Linked DNA regions of Homo sapiens: region 2 is linked to region 1. Evidence: chromatin contacts called from ENCODE Hi-C or POLR2A ChIA-PET data. All regions are on one chromosome and are shown on one strand. The core of a region is the stretch at or near the end of the contact, and the rest is flanking DNA. Distances in the headings are between cores, read along the strand shown. Region 1 has its middle 260 kb from the start of CXCR4. Region 2 overlaps DARS1 (aspartyl-tRNA synthetase 1).

Evidence for each region. A loop is a pair of places that touch in the nucleus more often than their neighbours do. ChIA-PET counts read pairs that join two places held with the same protein, here RNA polymerase II (POLR2A). Pooled maps may share reads with other maps.
Region 2: a map of naive thymus-derived CD4-positive, alpha-beta T cell shows a loop between it and region 1 (4-fold over the local background). The contact joins two enhancer-like sites. A Hi-C loop is called at or near these places in 1 of 168 maps with a recorded cell type or tissue (naive thymus-derived CD4-positive, alpha-beta T cell) and 10 of 50 pooled maps. POLR2A ChIA-PET finds 5 or more read pairs at or near these places in 9 of 52 experiments (B cell, CD4-positive, alpha-beta memory T cell, CD8-positive, alpha-beta T cell and 6 more).

Annotation. Positions count from the first base shown.
Region 1 is chr2:136,377,676-136,382,396 of GRCh38, reverse strand. No RefSeq gene overlaps it. Among named protein-coding and RNA genes, the nearest start is that of CXCR4, 260 kb to the right of the region's middle. Within about 2 kb of position 3,461, at least 4 of the 41 ENCODE cell types and tissues checked have a DNase peak (open chromatin) inside an H3K27ac peak, as active enhancers do.
Region 2 is chr2:135,959,153-135,963,937 of GRCh38, reverse strand. It overlaps DARS1 (aspartyl-tRNA synthetase 1), which reads left to right. Exons shown (of 16, transcript NM_001349.4): 4 at 2,440-2,542. Among named protein-coding and RNA genes, the nearest start is that of DARS1-AS1, 24 kb to the left of the region's middle. RefSeq lists an enhancer at 2,476-2,977 and a silencer at 3,013-3,213. Within about 2 kb of position 2,862, at least 6 of the 41 ENCODE cell types and tissues checked have a DNase peak (open chromatin) inside an H3K27ac peak, as active enhancers do.

The DNA of each region.
Region 1 (4,721 bases), core at 2,212-4,711:
TTTCCAAACAAACTTCTCTTGAGCTTCAGGGCCCTCCCAGACCTCCCTAAACCCACCAATCCCAGCACCCTGCCTCCTACTCAGTCCTGCAATGAGTGACTTTGTCTGTACTCATTCAGATCCATACACACCCTGTGGTCGGCTGTGTTTGTTTCTGTTTTTAAAGGGCTGAAGCAACTGAGTCTCAGAAAGAGCAGGTGACTTCTTGAAGGTCACACAGCTAAAAGCCCCGTCAAGGGCATCCAGAGCATAAAGCTTTGTCATGACGCTAGTTGCTATTTAAGTGCTTGCTAGACTCTGCTAAGTGCTTCCTCACATGACCCCTGCCGATCCTCACACCAGCCCTGTGAGATGAGTATATTATGAAGCCCAGTTTATCAGAAGGCCTAAGTCACGAATTAGTTGGATAACCAGCTCAGGGTCACTCTGCTTGAAGTCACAGATCTGATTCTAACTCGGGACCGAAGCTGACCACATAGCCTCAACTCTCCCCTACATACTCATCACATGGCTGCTGGATGATTTTTCTCTGCTTCAGATTCTCACTTATTCCACTGGACGCTCCTTGAGCAATGGAGTCACATGGTGGGACAGGTGGCCCCTGGTCACTGAAAGGCATTCCACCCAGAGGGACCCAACTTCAGGAAGTAACAACCTCTAGCACCCCCACACCTGCCTCCCTACTTTTCTCCACGCCCCTTCTTTCTTGCTCTCCCATCCACTGCAGGCCCCCACCAGGCCTTTCCTCCCTGAACCCAAACTCTCCTCCTCCCAATTATCTTCACACCAAACTCAGCTGGTTTTCTAGGGGGATGCACCTGACAAGCACATTGACTGTGACTAGCACAGCACCTACCCCAAATATGGGGCATCCCTTTACAATTCAAGCACATCTTATTTCAGCCAAATCTACAGGGACCATTTCTGTCAATTCTGTAGTAAAAATTTTATAGCCCGGGGAGTTTCTCCACCAGGGGCACATGTACTTGCATTTTAACACAGAAAAACCTTAGGAGGGAGAAGAAGGCCCCAAACATGAAGGCTGTAAATATGGATGTTCACCTCTTAACCTCTCCTGGCCCCAGCCCTCTGAAGCTGGAGACTTAAGAATAGCTGCTATAGGGGGCCAGACATGATAGCTCAAACCTGTAATCCCAGCACTTTGGGAGGCCAAGGTGGGAGGGGATTACTTGATGTCGGGAGTTTGAGACCAGCCTGACCAACATGGAGAAACCCTGTCTCTACTAAAAATGCAAAAATTAGCTAGGCATGGTGGCGCATGCCTGTAATCCCAGCTATTCAGGAGGCTGAGGCAGGAGAATCGCTTGAACCTGAGAAGCAGAGGTTGTGGTGAGCCAAGATCATGCCATTGCACTCCAATCTGGGCAACAAGAACGAAACTCCATCTCAAAAAAGAAAGAAAGAAAGAAAAGCTGCTATATATCAAGCATCTACTCTGTGCCTTGCCGGCCATTTTTACTTGACCCCTAAAACCACTCCATGCAGTAGGTTGCATTGTCCCAGATTTACAGGTTTTAAAAAATGAGATCCAGGCTGGGCACAGTGGCTCACGCCTGTAATCCCAGCACTTTGGGGGGCCGAGGCAGGTGGATCACTTGAGGCCAGGAGTTCGAGACCAGCCTGGGAAACATGGCAAAACCTCATTTTTACCAAAAAAATATGAAAATTAGCCAGGCGTGGTGGTGTGCATCTTTGTCCCAGCAACTTGGGAGGCTGAGGTGGGAGGATTACTGGAGCCCGGAAAGTCAAGGCTGCAGTGAGCTGTGATCGCACCACTCACTCTAGCCTGGGTGACAAAGCGAGACCCTGTCTCAAAAAACTAAATACATAATAAAAACGAGAGCCAGAGAATAAATAACTTCCTGACTCCAAAGCTTTGCGTATTTGCCACTACAATTGGCTGCCTCCCTGATTCTCTTGGTGAGACTTAAGATTTTGCAAAGCAAAACCCAGCTCTTACCTTCCCACCCGATGCAGGCTAGAGGTTCGATCAGGGAGCCATTTATATTCAGCAGATAGTAGAGCCTGCGTACGATGTACAAGCAAACATTTGTATTCTAATCTGTGATTAGAGTTCTACTTCCAGCTCTGGAGTTCTTACTATATAATTGTGCCCACAAATCCAGTTTGATTTGCTGTTCTGCTTATTTATTCTTTGCATTGGAATTGTTTAGAGTCATTGGACTAACCAAAATTTTTAAATGGCAAATTAAACAAGAGGTGAATGTGCTAGCGTTGGAGCCATATTGATCCAATAGAACACGAAACAGGTCTTTTAATGTATGGATGAAATCTCCAAAGCTATTGACAATTTTCTGCCATGCTTTTTAATCATCACATGCTTGCTCTGGCTTTTGAATTGCCTAACCTTTGGGTGGTAAAATCACAGCATGTTATTTTAATCTCTTTATAATGGACTAGAGTTCACTTCAAATAAACATGTCTCCCTGTGCCCTTGGTAGGAGGCAGGCAGGGTTGAGAGGCAGGGAGTGTTGAGAAGCAGGCTCGTAGCCACATGGATTCCCCAAAAAGCCTGAACTGCACTCTCCATCTGAAAACCACATGGGCTTCTGGGCCTGCTGCTCTTATCTCTAACACTGGGTTCCCAAAACACAGTCCCTGGAGCAGCAGCAGCAGCATCACCTGAGAAACTGTTAGAAACGCAAATTCCCAGTCCCTTACTCAGACCAACCCCCATGTCATGCCATACAGTGGCTTACCAATAGTATTCACACAATAAATATGTATGGCTTACTGAGTTCCTAACACAGGAAAAGGGAACAGAACAGCAATGAGTATAATGGAGCACAGAATGGACCTTGGATGTCTTCGCTTCACATTTGCCTGGGGTTGGCTTCTATTCCCCAAGACAGGGGTTCTCTAACTTGAATGTGCATCCGAATCATCTTAAAACACATATTTCTGGGCTTCACCTCCAGAGTTTCTGACTCAGCAGGTCTAGCTGGGAGCCAAGAATGTGCATTTTAACAAGTTTCCAGGTGATGCTGATGCTGCTGGCACACCTCACTTAGAAAGCCACTGCCCCAGAGGCAGGAGTCACCTGTCTCCAATTTCTGCCTCTTTTTCTGGCCTTGGATACTATACATATTTTTAAGGCCTTCCCTCTCCAAACTTCTCAAAACTTGGCTCAAAAGATTATCTAAAGGCTGGTCCAAAAATTACTAAAACCAGAAGAAGAATGGATGTATTCTCTTTAAAGAAACAGACAGGACTCTGTCTTAATAAGAGAGCAGTTACTTATTCAAGAGCTAGGAAAGGAGGGATGGCACTGTTGTTAGGGATTCATGGTCAATTTTTTTCTTCCATGCAGGTAGAGAACATGGGTTCTTGATGTCTGGTTTCTTTTTGTAAGGTTGCTCCAAGGTCCCTGGTAGGCTTTAGGGTTTGCCCAGCCACAAGATGGCAGTACTCAGCCAGCATTCACATGAAATGCAATACTGGCCCCCAGACTCCTCTTGCTCTTCAGATGATACCCAGAGCAGTGAACTGATGCATTTGATGCAACCAAAATAGGCTCATTTTCCTCCTGGGAAACCTGGCATTGAAGAAATTCTCCATCTAGTAAACTCAGACCCGGGAACAATGACCCTAAACAAGATTACATGCATGCCATTTAGTGTCTAAAGACAGAGCCGTTTCCCACACTCAAATGAGGAAACAAGAGGCTAACTGGTCATATGGTACCAACAAGACAATGAGGCAGAATAATAAATCTGTGGGCCTCCCCAAATATCTGTGAATATGTGGCCATCTCAGTTACAAGGCAACTAATGGTGACCTAAAAATAGATATCCATTGAAAGATGCATTAAAAATGTTATATCCTAAGCAAAGTGGAAAGTTGCCTCAAAATATATTCTCTGATGGTTAGTCAAAACACGTTGTATTATAAATAAATAGCAAGCATCATTTTCCCATGTCAAACGTGGCGACTCATGGTTTGTGAGCTACAATAGTACTTACTAGCAATAAGCATCTGTGAAATGAAGGGGCTCCCAACACATCCAGAATGTATGGTGGCACAATGAGAATTCAGAAAATGCCATTCTCCCCTCTCTGCTCAATCTCCCACCGCTGTCATCTTTACTACAGGCTTGATCTGAATTTAAATACATAAGATTTGGGCTCCACCCACATACTTTCCACCCAAGTATCTCAGAAACTGATACTCATGATTCCCGCAATTCCAATGAAACTGTGGTTTTGTGCTGAGATTATCTGAATAATTGCTTCCATTTTTCTTGGCCTTATAGACAGAACCCCTAAATTTTGTAAGACCCTTTTCTTCATCTACTGTTCACTAGACCAGTTGTTTCCACGCTCAGCTGATCAACAGAATCACCCACGGTCTTATTTTGGTTTTTAAAGTACAGATGCCATATCACCTTCCACCTACTGATTTTAAAATTTTGGAAAGGAGGTGGCAGAGCTAGAAAGTGGTGTTGGTTTCTAGCATATGTGTAGGAATAGTAACCCAACTGAGGGGGTTCCAATGAGGTTTAGAAACAGCTGCACTAGGCAACACTGCTTTTCAGACCTCAGAGCACTTTCTCACCATATTCAGAATGTCCCATGGGAGCAGTAGGAGGGAAATCTTAAAACTCTCCAGGCTCTTCTTTACAGAGAAGGGATAGCAAGAGACGTGCCCACAGTCCGAGAGACTCATACAGGCAGATTCAA
Region 2 (4,785 bases), core at 1,613-4,112, 420 kb after region 1:
AGGCCAAGGCGGGTGGATCACCTGGGGTCACGAGTTCGAGACCAGCCTGACCAATATGGTGAAGCCCCCGTCTCTACTACAAATACAAAAATTAGCCAGGTGTGGTGGTAGGCACTTGTAGTCCCAGCTACTCAGGAGGCTGAGACAGGAGAATTGCTTGAACCCAGAAGGTGGAGGTTGCAGTGAGCCGAGATTATGCCATTGCATTCCAGCCTGGGCAACAGAGCGAGATGCCATCTCAAAAAAAAAAAAAGAAGTCATTAATAGGCCAGGCGCGATGGCTCACACCTGTAATCCCAGCACTTTGGGAGGCTGAGGTGGGTGGATCACCTGAGGTCAGGAGTTCGAGACCAGCCTGGCCAACATGGTGAAACCCCATCTCTGCTAAAAATACAAAAATTAGCTAGGCCTGGTGGCACGTGCCTGTAATCCCAGCTACACAAGAGGCTGAGGCAGGAGAATCGCTTGAACCCGGGGGGCGGAGGTTGCAGTGAGCTGAGGTAGCGCCATTGGACTCCAGCCTGGGCAACAAGAGCAAAACTCCATCTCAAAAAAAAAAAAAAGTCATTAATAGTTAACATTAATTGGGCTCCGTCTCAACTTTAAACATATTATAAAATCCTTATGATTATGAAAGAAAACCTCATGACTCTTACCGTCTCCATTTTCCAGATGAAGAACTGAGATATAAAGTGGTTTAATAATTTTCCCACAGGCCCCTTCATAGGAAGTGATAGGATATGATACCAGGCCTTTTGATTTCAAAGCTTTTACTTTTTTTTCTACCAGACACACTAATTGTTACCCCCTAGTGCCGACCCATAGACTTATCCTGTGCTCACCCTTTGTAAGTCCTTTAGAGTTCTCCATTCTTTCTCCAGGGTCTTTGTGTAGCACTGAAATTATCACTGGACAGCTTTGTGAGGCAGCTAGGTTGGTGCTGCTTCTGTCTGGACTATTAGAGTAGCTAATACACTCTGACTACATTATGGCTTAGCCTAGCACTGTCGTGTGCACATTACCTTCCATTTCACAGTAACATACTTTTCTAAGTGGGGTAACGTGGCTGTGGTTTCAGTAGTAGTTCCTAGGAAAATGTTATTTTTATTCATCTGCAAGTTTCTCTGTGGTAATAACCTTTGTCCTTCCAATATTTTAAAACTCCTTTGAATTTGTTTCCTGTATTAATACAACTTCGTTTTTTAGGATTTTACTTTGTGACTGGATCATCCTCCAAAGCAAAAGGGAAAATTAAGAGTGTTTTTTAGTGGTTAAAAACCTGCCAATCATATATGACTCTAAAGTCAATAGATTATGTCTGTGTTGACACTTTGTTTGCAACCTGTCTTTTTTAACTTGTGATTGCTATCTGATTTGCATTTCAAAATACTGTATGTTGAAAGTAGTAACTGTAAGTCTGCTTGCATTTTTGCTTTCCTTTTTCTTTCTTCTTTTGGTTAAGGCCCATTCTAAATGTAAAATATAATGCTCAGTTTAAAAAACAAAATCTTGTGATGTTTTACAAAACAATCTGATGTGTAAAGTGGTCTTGGAGAGATTAACCCATTTTTTATGAAGAAGTAATTTCCCAGAATTTGATCAGAGACTTAAGAAGGATCTGCTTTGGAGGAAAAAGGGATGTCACAAGGATACATAATAACGAAATATATTATGAATAATGTTTTTCAGAAGGTTAAGAATAAGGAGTAACAGTTCTTTATCAAAGAAGAAGGAATAAAGAGGCCCAGGATATGTAAAAATAAAACTGGTTATAGGGCTTGAAGAAAATGATCTTTAATAGACAATATAAGTTATTTGGAGTAAAAAAAAATGCGAGACTCATAAAATATGAAGGACTAGGAAGGTGATAAAGGAAAAATGAAGAACGTAGAACATGAAAGGCACTAGCCTGTCAATTTAAATGCTCTTTAAAATGTACTTTGGTAGGAAGAAACTCTGTAGATGGACCACCCCATAGTGTTTGTGTCCTTGTTTTTAAGCACTGTGTTAGCACTTTTGTGGTTGCAGTATTGAAACTTCCATAGTAGTACAGTGCCTTTGCATGTGGAATATACTAACTATTGAATGAATGTTGAAAGTGATCTCAAGTTACTTGAAATTTGTTTAATAAATCAATGCAATGACAAAATAATTTTCTTGATTTAGAAGTTTTTTTGAAATTGGTGATTTGCCTGTGTTCTTATAACAAGTTGAAAGCATTTCTTGTTACTCATCATAGGAACTTGAGTTTCTTTAAGGGTTGTCAGTTGAGTGTGAGTATTTTGTCTGTGGAAGCCAAATGGATAGTATACACATGCATGCGTGCCTGATGAGTATAGTAAATTTTGGCCCACTTTTAAAGTAGAGAGCATTTTCCTTCTTTGTAAAACCTGAAGTTGCGTGTCCTTAATACATTTGTGTTCTTTCTGTCTTTTTCAGGGAAACAGTGCTTCTTAGTCCTACGTCAGCAGCAGTTTAATGTCCAGGCTCTTGTGGCGGTGGGAGACCATGCAAGCAAGCAGATGGTTAAATTTGCTGCCAAGTAAGTAAGCAATTATATCCTGTTGTCAGAATAAACAATGGTGGGAACCAAGACTCCCAGGGGTTTGGACCATTTTCATACATTAACATCAATGCTTCGTTTGTTTAAAAATGTAGTTATTTAAATTGTCAGTTCAGTGTTGCTGAATACATTAAACTTACAAAAGAGAAAATATGGAGCACAGGCTTGAAATTCATTTGGAACTGCTGAAGCAGCACTCTCTACAGACAAGTCACATTTACTTTCAAGTAGAGTAACAAAAAGCCTGGCAGCCTCAACATAGCAGAGCAACTTTATTTTGTTGTGTTTGTTGAGCTTCATTTCCTCCCTCCTTCCCTCCCTCCCCCAGTTTGAGATTTGCATGTTGAGCAACAAGTTTTCTAACCAAAAAATAAAAGTATATAAAATAAAAGAATGTAGTTTGGCAAATGATTGCCTCCAGAAGGAAGTAAAACAAATGTTTTACAACTTTTAGCTTTGACACCAAAAGGGTTTAGGAGAAAAAAGGTAAAACTTGCTTTTTCCTCCTGTAAAAGTCTGGGCTGTCTGGCTCAGAGTTCCCGTAGAAGCAGCACATTGTTTTGTTCAGCTTGCAGGAGGCAGATATAGAGATAGAAGTGTGGTTGTGTGTGCAGTGGCTCTAAGGTGATGAGAGCTGTTTTACTTGGTAGTGGTGATGTGGCTAATTTTGTTTCATGTTTTTTTTCAATTTCATCAGAATTTTATTTCCATGATAATGATCTCAGAAAACATGAGAAAATGGATGGTCTTTGTGTTTTAAGTAATAAAGTAATTTCATAGTGTGTAAGTGTTTTTTAAAAGAAAGAATTCAATCAGAGTAAATGATATATTTTTTCTATTGATTTTTTTAAATGTTTGCTTTTTAGATGCATGCTTTCTAAGAATGAGTTAATACAGATGGAATTATGAATTTTAGAATTGGAAAGAAACTTAAAAATTATCTAATTCAATATCGTAATTTAGCTTTCAGCCCTCCCTGACCCTCTAGCACAATGTTATACATATAAAGGATGCTCAGCAGCTGGTTTTGGTTTAGATATTTATCAAATTACGTCATAGTAATACCTGCACTCGGATTTAAGAACTTAAGTGCCATGAATTGTATCGATTCATTGATGAGATCAGTAGTATTTTAATACTACTAATACAGTAGCCCCACCTCTCCCTATCTCCCAGTGCTGCCCAGAGATGACCACTTTTCTTCTACGTGTGTCTTCTGGTAATTAGGTTTGCTTGTTTCGTCTCCTGGTTAGAGTGTGTGCTTGTGGGGTGCATTTGTCTTCCAACCTTTTAAGGTTAGTGTGTATCCTATGAAGTCAAACATAAATGAGCTTGGTCCCTAGAAATTTTATCTGCACAGAGAACCTTCTATAAAAGAAAAAAAGATGGTCCTGGAAACCGCAGACATAGATGCTAAATTCTATTAAATATACTGAAAAATACTGGAAAAAAGTCAACCTCAAATCAACAAACAACTTTTGTATAATAATTTGGTTTTGAAAACTAATACATGAAGCCGACAGTTACATAGAGAATATATTTTTCCATTAAACTGCATTATAACCTCGGCGTTACATTCCTAAAGCTTCCAGTGGAAAAGCCTTTTGAAAATCCCAGTTACCCATAATATTCAGTGAGAGGCATTCTACTGACAAGTGGACGGTTAATCCATGTGATGTGTTTAGAAGCAGACACGTTAAAGTACTCCGCAAATAAGTTATTCCTATTATTTTGGATCTTCTCAGAAACTCCTGGGACTTGACTAAATAACAGCGATTGACTATATCAGATGTCAACCATAGCTTAATAGCTAAAAGAGCTACTTTCAAATGGTCTCCCAAACAGAACTTAGTTCACTAATGCCCTCATAAAATTAAAGAACATCTTTTTATCATTATTTTATTAAAGGCTTTCATCCAAATGGGATGATATACGGGCGATCTTTTTTTTTTTTTTTTTTTTTTTTTTTTTTTTTTTTTTTTTGAGACGGAGTTTCACTCTTGTTGCCCAGGCTGGAGTGCAATGGCGTGGTCTCCGCTCATCGCAACCTCCTACCCGGTTCAAGCAATTCTCCTGCCTCAGCCTCCCCAGTAGCTGGGATTACAGGCATATGCCACCACCATGCCCAGCTACTTTTGTATTTTTAGTAGAGACGAGGTTTCTCCATGTTGGTCAGGCTGGTCTTGAACTCCCAACCTCAGGTGATCCGCCCGCCTCAGCTG